Linked DNA regions of Homo sapiens: region 1 is linked to region 2. The links are chromatin loops, found by intact Hi-C in ENCODE. Cell type or tissue: gastrocnemius medialis. All regions are shown on one strand. Links, peaks and the distances in the headings refer to the core of each region. The heading gives the core; the rest is flanking DNA.

Region 1 (2,500 bases), core at 1-2,500, 120 kb after region 2:
TTGCCTTTCACTCCCTTTCTCCCCACTTGCAGGATAGAAGGCAGATGTAATAGTAGTGATCTGAGACCATACCAACAAGGGCAATACCATAGGAAATGGCAGAATCCCCAGACAGAAGCAACTTGAACACATTGGAAACATAAGCAATCTACCTCTGAGACCACCTACCAGCTTGGACTTTTATGTGAGAGAGAAATAAATATCTACTTTAAGTTATCATTGTTTATCTGTGTTAATACAACCAAAGCAATATTTAACCTGACAGAGTACTCTTCCAATTGTATTACCCAATATGGCCCTATAGGGGTATGTAGAAGTCTCAGGCTGTCACCCCCTTTGCTGGATGTTTTTAATACTGAAGCTGGGAGAAGTTCTTTCTGCTGAGGTCACTAAAAGCAGACAATGTAAGGGCCTGGCACGGTGGCTCACACCTGTAATCTCAGCACTTTGGGAGGCCAAGGCAGATGGATCACAAGGTCAGGTTTCAAGACCAGCCTGGCCAACATGGTGAAACCCCATTTCTACTAAAAATACAAAAATTGGCCTGGCATGGTGCCATGTGCCTGTAATCCCAGCTACTCACGAGGCTGAGGCAGGAGAATCGCTTGAACCCAGGAGGCGGAGGTTGCAATGAGCTGGGATCACGCCACTGCACTCCTGCCTGGGAGACAGAGCGAGACTCCATCTCAAAAAAAACAAAAAAAAAAGTGGACAATGTAAGCCTTTAGCTGCCTGAGGTCACTGTTCTTACCACATGGAAGAAGCCTATCTGCAAAAACAAAGTACAGTGCCAACAAATGAAGATGATGAGATGGGAGGGAATATCCTAAAAATATCTGAGTCTCTGGATCCAGCTGACCCTGAGGCCAGTTCTTTTTTTGTTTGTTTGTTTTTTAAGATGGAGTATCACTCTGTTGCCCAGGCTGGAGTGCAGTGGTGCAATCTCTGCTCACTGCACCCTCCACCTCTGGGGCTCAAGTGACTCTCATGCCCCAGCCTCCCACACCGCACCTGTTTATTTTGTGTGTGTGTGTGTGTGTGTATTCCTATTAGAGACAGGGTTTCACCATGTTGGCCAGGTTGGTCTCAAGCTCTTGACCTCAAGTGATCCACCCGCCGTGGCCTCTCAAAGTGCTGGGATTACAGGCATGAGCCAACGTCTGGCCATCCTGAGGCCAGTTCCATGACTGCTCTTCCTAGGTACAAAAATTTGGGTGTTTTTTTTTGGTTTTTTTTTTTTTGAGATGGAATCTCACTCTGTCGCCCAGGCTGGAGGGCAGTGGCACGATGATCTCAGCTCATTGCAACCTCCACATCCCGGGTTCAAGCAATTCTCCTGCCTCAGCCTCCCATGTAGAAGGGATTACAGGCACCCCACCACTACATCTGGCAATTTTTGTATTTTTAGTAGAGGTGGGGTTTTGCCATGTTGGCCAGGCTGGTCTCAAACTCCTGACCTCAAGTGATCTACCCACATCGGCCTCCCAAAGTTCTAGGATTACAGGTGTGAGCCACCGCATCTGGCCCCTTCGGTATAATTTAGTTTGATGTAGATATCAGTTGGTTGCCATAGGAAGAGTCCTAAAACTTACACGGTATCTATGGGACATGTTGACAGAGATGGTTCCTGGATTGAATATACAGGTTTAGGAATCAGGAAGGAAATAGTATAGGGTTCAGGAAACAGAACATAGGTAAGTTACTGTTGTTATTATACAACTAAAAAAAAATTTGCATGGCTCTAGGATGGTCACTCATCTTTTAAACTTACTTTATGTAAGAATTACAGAGACAATTCTCTCAAATACCAACACACATGAAAGATTTACAAAGGAAATAAAATTCCAGGTTCTCTCATTTTCTATACTAGCTACTTGTAAGGAAATAAGTGATCATCTATCAGAGGCTGAAATTAAACGTTTATTCAGAAATGCAAATTGTTAATGTTTTATAACTAGGAAAACTAAAACTGATGATTTTATTTACCAATGAAAGATTTTTTAAAAGTAAAAATCCAATTATTTCCTTTAATCCTAACTCTACTTATCAAATCATAAATCTGAGTTGAAGAGCTCATCTATCATTCACTCATTCAACAGTTATTGAGGTTCTATCATATGCCAGGCACTTCTAAGCTCTTGTGATATAGCAGTGAACAAAAAGTTCCTGACCTCTTGAAGTTTCTAGCAGTTGACAGTCTATATCAAAAGAACAAACAAGGTAATTACAGTGTTATGAGTGCTACAAGGAAATAAACTAGGGTGGGAAAGTGCTACTTTAGGAATGATGGTCACGGAAAGCCTCTCCAAGGAGGTATCATTTGAGCTGAGACCCAAAATAATCTAGTCCTATCCCTCTGCATCATTAACTGGTAATGGCATCTCTTTTCTCTACTCCTTTATTTTGGTACTTAAGAATTCTCTGAATTAGGTTTTTTCTGATTCCTATCTTCAAGGATATTGTTTGCCCATATACCCTTCACTGAATTTAAATGCCAAAA
Region 2 (9,400 bases), core at 5,842-8,341:
GCAATTATTCTCCCACACGCCCACTCCGAGATCCAGCCACAGGGAAGCTCTTTCTCATGTCCACTCAGAAATTCTGTACAAGCTGTTCTCACTACCTGGAACTCCATCCAGATTATAGTAGACACTTGGAATGTGGTGCTGGCTTATACTCTTCCAGGAACTGAAAAGTGCGGGCCTTTTCCTGTAAAACAGGGATAGGCCCACACTGTTGGACACCTAGCCAATTGTTATTACTCCATGGCATCTTTTCTACAAAAGTACTCTGTTTTTATTTAGAGTGGTAATGTGCCTAGCGTGGTGTTGTTGTTGTTGTTGTTGTTGTTGTTGTTTTGAGACTGAGTTTCGCTCTTGTTGCCCAGACTGGAATGCTCACTGCAACATCCGTCTCCCGGGTTCAAGCAATTCTCCTGCCTCAGCCTCCCAAGTAGCAAGGATTACAGGTATGCGCCACCACGCCCAGCTAATTTTTGTATTTTTGGTAGAGACGGGGTTTCATCATCATGTTGGCCAGGCTGGTCTCGAACTCCTGACCTCAGGTGATCCGCCTGCCTCAGCCTCCCAAAGTGCTGAAATTACAGTTGTGAGCCACTGTACCCGGCGTTGTTTTTTTTTTTTTAATGTGTTTCTCAGTATCATTTTCAGCTAGAGGAGGGCATGTAACACAGTTCTGGCCAATGAGATGTAAAGGGAATCACCAAGTAGGGCTTCTAGGAAAAAACAGTTTTTAAAAGGGCTACCTCAGTTGACATTCACCTTTGCCCTTTGCCCTTCACCCTTCTTGGTCTTCTTGAGAATGCAGATGAGAATGCAGGATGTGTGACCGCGAGGAGTTAATTAGAAGGGCTAAAGCTATATTTTAAGGATGGCTGAACAGAAAGAAAGATCCTGGGTCCCTTTGAACCAGTTCTGAACTGTTGTGTGAGGAAAATGAGATCTCTATTTGGTTAAGCCCCTGTAGTCAGATTTTTATTATGTGTAGCCAAATGCAATCCTTAATTGGTTCTAGGAATGACAGAAGTGAGACTATATAAATTAGGTGGCCACTGTGGCTGGTGCTCACTTTTTGACAGTGCTTTCTTCCTCTTGGGCACCTGTAGTTGTCTGCAGAATTTGGAGCAATGGTAGCACAGTGGAATTTTCTCCAGTTCAATCGTGGGCACTTAACCATTAAGTGGGGGCCTAAGATGCACCAGACGCAGTGCTAGGTGCTGTGAGTACAAGCCTCTGCCCTCATGGCACTGATGTTCTATTCAGGGAAGAGGAAAAAAAACAAACATGCAAACAAGAAAAGGAAGTTAGGGCACTGTGAAGAGAAAAACAGATTAGGGAGGACAGGCATGCTGGGTGAGATGAGGGGAGTTGGCACTTTATACGAGGCAGTTCTAACGTGGTGTCTTAGTGGACTTGGGCTGTTATAACAGAGGACCACAGACTGGGGGCTTACATAACAGAAACTCACTCTCTCACAGTTCTGAAAGCTCCAAGTCCAAGATCAAGGTACCAGCAGGGATGGTTGCTGGTGAGGACTCTCTTCCTGGAGTATGGGCAGCTGCCTTCTCGCAGTGCCTCACATGGTCTTTCCTCTGTTCATGTGTGCCGGGGAGAGAGAAGGGCCTCTGGTATCTCTTCCTCTTCTTATAAGGACACCAGTCCTGTTGGATTAGGGCCCCTCTCTCAAAACCTCATCTAACCTCCCAAAAGGCCGAATCTCTAAATACTGTCTAGTCAGTCACATGGAGGGTTAGGGCTTCAACCTATGCATTTTGGGGGAACACAATTCAGCCATAATAGGTGGCTTATGACTGGAGACCTCAAGGAAGAGACAGTGCAGGCCAAAATGAAACCTGGGGGAAGAGCATTCTGGGCAGAGGAACAGCAAGTGCTAAGGCCCAGAGGCAGGCATGTTTGCTACATTCAAAATACAGCAAGGAGGCCAGTGTACATGGAGCAAATGTGAAAAGGACAGAGTGTCAGGAAGTAGGACAGACAGCAGATGGAGGCCACATCATGTACAGCCATGTAAGCCGCTGAAAGGACTTTGACTTTACACTGAAAGAAATGAGAGGCCACTCAAGAATTCTAGGCAGAGAAATAACATGATCACACTTACGTTTTAAGAGTTCACTCTTTTGTGTGGAGAATAACCTGCAGGTGCAAAGATGGAAGGAAAGTACCATAGAGAGCTGTTAAAATCATCAGGAAGGGTGACCATGGAAACTTGGACTAGGGTGGTTGAGAAGTGGTCAGAGTTGGGGTTTAGAGGTAGAGCTGGGATTGCTGCAATGGACAGATGTAAGGTGTAAGAGCAGGAGGGGAGTCTGGGATGCTGCCCAGGTTTCTGCCACAGGCATCTGAAGAATGAAATAGCTATTTACTTCAGTGGGGTTACTGGTGGCAAGATCAGTTTTTGAGGGCGAAAAATCAAGAATTCAGTTTTGGATAAGTTAATTCTGAGATGCCTTTTAGAAACCTAAGTGCAAATGTTGAGTGGGCAGTTGGAGAGATGAGTCTGCAAGTCAGGAAATAGTCTAGGCCTGTGACAGAAATGTAAGATTCATCAAATAAAAATGTCATTTCACACCGTATGACTAAACGAAGCCATCACCTAGACAGGAGTGGATCAAGGAGAGCAGAGATCTGAGGACTGAGCCCTGGAGAGCTCTGCAGTAAAAGGCGGGCAAAATGAAAAGGATCCAGTCACAGAGGCAGAAAAGAGGCAGGCTGGAGGCTGGATAAAGACAGAGAAGGTGTGGTGACCTGGAAGCCAAATGAAGAGTGTCTCAAGGAGAGAGTGATCACACAACTGAGATGAAGGTTCACTAAGGCAAAGACCAAAATCACTGCTGCCCTCAAAAAGAGCTGTTTTTATGGAGTGGTGGACTGGTGTATTACTTAGCTACTGCTGTGTAACAAGCTACCCCAACCTAACAGCTGAAAGCAATAAACATTCACTATCTCCCAGCTTCTGTTGGTCAGAAATCTGGGTATGGCTTGGCTCATGGTCTTCCACAAGGGTAGGATCCTCACGTTGGCTGGGGTGAGAATGGTCTCAAGCCCGACAGGAAGGATCTGCTTCCAAGTTTGCTCATCTGGCTTTTGGCAGGGCTCAGATCCCTGCTGGCTGCTGGCCTGGGACACCTATTCCATGCCAAGTAGGTCTCCCCATAGGGCAGCTCAAAACAGGGCAACTTGCTTCCCCTAGAGCAGTGGTACCCAAACTTTTTTTGCACCAGGGACCAGTTTCTTGGAAGGCAATTTTTCCACAGACCCGTGGGGGCTTGGGGGGTGGGTGGGGAGGTAGTGATGAAACTGTCCCACTTCAGATCATTAGGCATTAGATTATCGTAAGGAGTGTGCAACCTAGATCCCTCACATGTGCAGTTCATCACAGGGTTAGCACTTCTATGAAAATCAAATGCCACAGCTGATCTGACAGGAGGCAGAGCTCAGGTGGTAATGCTCACTCACCCATCGTTCGCCTCCTGCTGTGCTGCCCGGTTCCTGACAGGCCTCGGACTGATACCAGTCTGCAGCCTGGGGGTTGGGGACCCCTGTCCTAGAGCAAATAATCTACAAGAGAAAGAGGCAGCTTACAGTGGAAGCTATAGTCTTTTGCAACCTAATCTTGGAAGTGACATCACGTCACCTTTTTTTTTTTTTTTGAGACAGGGTCTTGCTCTATTGTCCAGGGTGGAGTACGGTACTATAATCACAGCTCACTGCAACCTCCAGCTCCTGGCTCAAGTGATCCTCCTGCCTCAGCCTCCTGAGTAGCTAAGACTACAGGTGTGTACCACCACACCTGGCTAATTTTCTAATTTTTTGTAGAGTTAAGGTCTCACTCTGTTGCCCAGGCTGGTCTTGAACTCCTGGCCTCAAGCAATCCTACTGCCTCAGCCTCTCAAAGCACTGGGATTACAGGTGTGAGACATCACACCCAGCCCACATCACTTTTTTTAAAAAGACTACAGTTTTTAGAGCAGTTTTAGGCTCACAGCAAAATTGAGCAGAAAATGGAGAGTTCCCACATGCCCTCATCCCTCCTCCCCACAGCCTCCCCTACCATGATATCCCACACCAGCATGGTGCGTTTGTTACAGGTGGTGAAACATTGACACATCACTGATAACCCAAATCCATAGTCTACATCAGGGTTCACTCTGTGTTACACATTCTACAGGTTTTCACAACTATATAATGACATGTATCTACCCTTATAGTGTCATACAGAACAGTTTTACTGCTCTAAAAATTCTCTCTTCAGCTGGTGTGGTGGTTTGCACCTTTAATCTCAGCTACTTGAGAGGTTGAGGTAGGAGGATCCTTGAGCCCAGGAGTCTGAGGCTGTGTGAGCTATGATCTCATCACTGCACTACGGCCTCAGTGATAGGACAAGACCTCATCTCTAAAAATAAAATTAAAAAAAAAAATTCCCCATTCCACTTATTCATCCCTCCCTATCCCCAACCCCTGGCAACTACTGATCTTTTCACTGTCTCCATAGTTTTGCCTTTTCCAAGATGTTAGTTGGAATCATACAATATGTAGCCTTTCCAGATTGGCTTGTTTCACTTAGCAGTGGGCTTTTTTTTTTTTCCTTTGGAGACACAGTTTCACTCTGTCACCCAGGCTGGAGCCCAGGCTGTGCAGTGACACAGTCTTGGCTCACTGCAACCTCCGCCTCCCTGGTTCAAGCTATTCTCGTGCCTCAGCCTCTCTAACTAGCTGGGATTACAGGCATGCACCACCATGCCCGGCTAATTTTGTATTATTAGTAGAGGCAGGGTTTCATCATGTTGGCCAGGCTGGTCTCGAATTCCTGACCTCAAGTGATCCACCCACCTTGGCCACCCAAAGTGCTGGGATTACAGGTGTGAGCCACCGCACCAGACCTTTTTGGAGTTTTTTTTTGGAGACAGGATCTCACTGTGTTGCCCAGGCTGGAATGCAGTGGTGCAATTTTGGTTCACTGTAGCCTCAACCTCCTGGGCTTAAGTGATCCTCCTGTCTCAGTCTCCTAAGTAGGTGGGACCACAGGCACCCACCACCATGCTGGGCTAATTTTTAAATTTTTTATAGAAATAGAGTCTTGCCATGTTGCCTAGGCTGGTCTCGGACTCCTGGGCTAAAGTGATCCTCCTGCCTTGGCCTCCCAAAGTGCTAGTATTACAGGTGTGAGCCACCATACCTGGTAAGTAATAGGCCTTTAAGGCTCCTGCATGTCTTTTTGTGATTTGATAGAGCATTTGTTTTTAGCACTGAATAATATTTCATTGTCTGGATGTACCACAGTTTATTTATCCATTCACCTACTTAAGGACATCTTGGTTGCTTCCAAGTTTTGGCAATTATGAATAAAGCTAATACATTCACGTGCAAGCCTTTGTGTGGACATAAGTTTTCAACTTCTTTGAGTAAATACCAAAGACCACAATTGCTGGATCTTATGGTAAGAGTTTGTTTAGTTTTGTAAGAAACCACCATACTGTCTTCCAAAGTGCCTGTACCATTTTGCATTCCCAGCAATGAATGAGCGTTCCTGTTGCTCCACACCCTCACTTACATTTGTAATGGTCAGTGTTTTGAATTTCAGCCATTCTAGAAGGTATGTAGTGGGATCTGAGTGTTGTTTCAGTTTGCAATTCCCTAATGACTTACAATGCTTAGCATCTTTTCTAAGATGCCACCCCATCACTTCCGGTGTGCAGCCCAGACTCAAGGAGAAGGGATTCTACAAGGGCCTGAATAGCAGGAGATGGGGATTATTAGGAGCCATCTCAGAGGCTGCCCACCACAATTGGATTCAGATGAGAATGGAAGCAAGGCATTAGAGACAAATACAGACAACTCTTTTGAGGAGTTCTGCTATAAGCAGAAACAAAGAAATAAGCAGTTCATTGAGGAAGGATATGGAGTTAAAAATGTTTGTATTTTATTTGTTTTACAGCAAATCTGATCATTCTTATCAATTAAGGTAATATGTTTGATATAGTTAAATATGTAACAATTCTGTTTTATACTCTATTCATGTATTTTCTAGAAGTATCATGAACAACAATGCTCATGTTTGTAAATAACGAAACTGTCGGGATTTTTTTTAACAGGCTATTTTGTACCTATATGAGAATCAGAAACAAAAGGCCATTTTGTACCCACGTGGGGATCAGAGCACTCATATCCCAGGGCTTCCAGGATACTCACGTGTGTACCTTCTAATTGCTGAAATCAGCCACATGGGTTTATTTAAGCAGATGAAACCAATATGCTTCAGCAAGGGCAGACATTTTCTCTTGGCTTGAAAACAAGCCAACAGCTGCTTGGAAAAGGCAAGCTGTTGGGCAGAGACCTGCTCATGGCAAACAGCCCAATGACCCCAGTTAAAATGTCACCCAACTGGAGTGATCCTTTAAATCATAAATAATGTCTGTAGTTGCTTTATATTCTGACTCTACACTGCAACAACACACTAAAATGTGCACTACACACAGACACAAGAGTAAATGAATGGGCCAATTAATTCATGAAAGCAAATGTCTGAGGTTAGTCTGTCGATAACATGTGAGTCTTAGATCCTCCTGGGGATAAGGATCAGGCAATGGTAGGATAGGGGGAGGGTGAAAAATAATGCACTTTCCCTTCCTTCTGCATTCAGAACCAACTCAGACATAAGAAAGAATGGAAATTAAGGTGCTAGCTTTATTACTGTTCAGATTGTGTCTTCAGAGCTGAGACACCCTATTCCCCATCCCAGTCTAGACCTTGGGCCATCATTGCCTTATGCTGGTTTTGGACAGTGAGGGAAGAAAAGGGGAGTGAATCATCATAGCTGCAGCCTTCAAATAGATGTGTTTCTTTTTTGAGAAAGATGAGCCAGTGGATGTCACCTGCCAACATAAGTGACGGCCAAAAATTTAAATTGGGTAAAATGCAGGATTATGTTATTGCAGGGTTAATGAGAGACTTTTTTCTTTTTTCTTTTTTTGAGACAGAATCTCACTCTGTCACCCAGGCTGTGCAGTGGCATGATCTCAGCTCACTGCACCATCCACCTCCTGGGTTCAAGTGATTCTCCTGCCTCAGCCTCTCGAGTAGCTGGAATTACAGGCACCCGCCACCATGCCTGGCTAATTTTTTTTAATTTTTAGTAGAGATGGGGTTTCATCATGTTGGCCAGGCTGGTTTTGAACTCCTCCCCTCATGTGATCCACCTACCTCGACCTCCCAAAGTGCTAAGATTACAGGCGTGAGCCACTGCGCCCAACCAAGAGACACTATTTTTAATACCGTTTTGACCATCAAAAAGCATAAAAGTGGCAGGCCATGCTGGTTCACACATGTAATCTCAGTGTTTTGGGGGGCCAAGGCAGGAAGACTGCTTGAACCCAGGATTCAAGACTAGCCTGGGCAACATAGTGAGACCCCACCTCTACAAAAAAAAAAAAAAAAAAAAATTAGCCAGGCACGGTGGCACACACCTGTAGTCCCAGCTACTTAGAAGGCTTAGGCAGGAGGATTGCTTGAGCCCAGGAGGTCAAGGCTGCAGTGAGCTATGATTCTGCCATTGCACTCCAGCCTGGGCAACAGAGCAAGACCCCACCTCAAGAAAAAAGAAATAAAAAAAGAAAAGCACAAAAGTTAAGGCAGTGACACTTACAATGTCCCCAATTGACTGACTATACACTGAGCTGAGAAAACCCTCAGTGGCTTCCAGGATTATGTTATTGCAGGGTTAATGAGAGATACTTTTTTTTTTTGAGACAGAGTTTCACTCTTGTTGCCCAGGCTGGAGTGCAATGGCGCAATCTCGGCTCACCACAACCTCTGCTTCCCGGGTTCAAGTGATTCTCCTGCCTCAGCCTCCCGAGTAGCTGGCACTACAGGCATATATCACCACGCCCAGCTAATTTTGTATTTTTAGTAGAGATGGGGTTTCTTCATGTTGGTCAGGCTGGTCTCAAACTCCCGACCTCAGATGATCCACCTGCCTCGGCCTCCCAAAGTGCTGGGAGCGACATTATTTTTAATTCCACTTTGACCATCGAAAAAACACAAAAATGGCTGGGTGCAGTTCACCACACCCATTTCCCCTAGTCCCACAGAGGAAATAATAGTCTGCACCTGTCCACCTTGAAAACAGGTGACAGGCAGAGGATGGAAGCCAACAGGACCACCACAGTTTGCATGATTTCAGCATTCATGTTGGCACAGAATTGTATTGAAATTCCTTCCTTCTCTGGAAAGGAATGAGGAAAGAATGAGTAAAAGGCCCGGGGCATTGTCTGGGAGAAGCTCCTCTACAGAAAAGCATGGGACTGGGGGAAAAGGCTCCCCACTAACAGCAGCAAAACAAGCCAGGGAAGTGCACAACGCCTCCCAATGCCCTGGGATTCCTACTCTCCAAGCATAGATGCTCCTTAGCTTATAATGGATTTATGTTCTGATAACCCCACTGTGAGTTCAAAATATGGTAAGTTGAAAGTGCATTTAATACACCTACCTACCGAACATCCCAGTCTACTATTATCCCATTAGCCTAGTCTACTTCACATGTGCTCAGGACACTTACATTACACTACAGTTAGACAAAACAATTGAACACAAAACCTATTTTAGAATAAAGTGTTGAATATCTCATGTAATTTATTGAACACTGTACCGAAAGTGAAAAACAGAATGGTTGTACGGATACTTGAAGCACACTTTCTACTGAGCTACGTATTGCTTTTGCACCATCACAAAGTAAAAAAAAAAAAAAAAAACATAAATCAAACCATTGTAAGTCAGGGAATATCTGTAGTTCACCACATGTGTGAAAGACAAGTCAAATGGACAGCAAGAAAAGGAAATTCAGTAGGTTTTATCAAGCATTTACAATGTGCAAAGCCCTAGGCCAGGTACTGGGAATACAGGAATAAATTCACACTCAAGGTGACCCAAGGAAGCTACCGCCTGGGATAAAACCCCACTACTGCCCCATTATCAGCCTTGAAGAGTTTTATGGTATGAATATTGAACTGCTTTGGGGGAATAATCTCTTCCTCTGATAAGGATATTTAGATAAGGAGTTTTTCCCCTTATCTAAATATATTCTAGGCGTTTACACTGAATTCGGGGGATTCAGTAGAGAAGGAAACAGAGTTCTCATGGAGCCTACATTGCACCATCATGGCAACTCTGCATGACAACACCCTAAGACCAGCTCCACCCACCAGAGAATAATCCTAGATGACCTATTAAAGTCCCCTGCACTCTATTATCCTATGATTTTTCTGTAACTCTCTTGGCCTCTTTGCTTCTTTCCTCTCCTAAATTTCATGCAGCATATGAGTTTCCTGCTGGTCATGCTACACTCATTGTACTAATAGGTACCTCTTCCTTCTGGAAGCCTTTCCTGTAGCCT

The links. Peaks named below come from ENCODE experiments on the same cell type or tissue, not always from the same donor. Only the 100,000 strongest peaks of a DNase experiment are listed, where the experiment ranks them.
Region 1: it touches region 2 in a loop (6-fold over the local background); 11 of 110 quality-filtered maps call a loop at or near these places.

The regions. Positions count from the first base shown.
Region 1 is chr7:22,968,298-22,970,797 of GRCh38, forward strand. All of the region lies in intron 7 of HYCC1 (hyccin PI4KA lipid kinase complex subunit 1), which reads right to left. Among named protein-coding and RNA genes, the nearest start is that of HYCC1, 45 kb to the right of the region's middle. In gastrocnemius medialis, for the core only: no CTCF peak of the experiment used is centred there; a DNase peak (open chromatin) is centred at 1,034; H3K27ac peaks cover 2,500 bases.
Region 2 is chr7:22,843,077-22,852,476 of GRCh38, forward strand. No RefSeq gene overlaps it. Among named protein-coding and RNA genes, the nearest start is that of SNHG26, 6.5 kb to the right of the region's middle. RefSeq lists an enhancer at 628-1,128. In gastrocnemius medialis, for the core only: no CTCF peak of the experiment used is centred there; DNase peaks (open chromatin) are centred at 6,225 and 6,785; H3K27ac peaks cover 2,500 bases.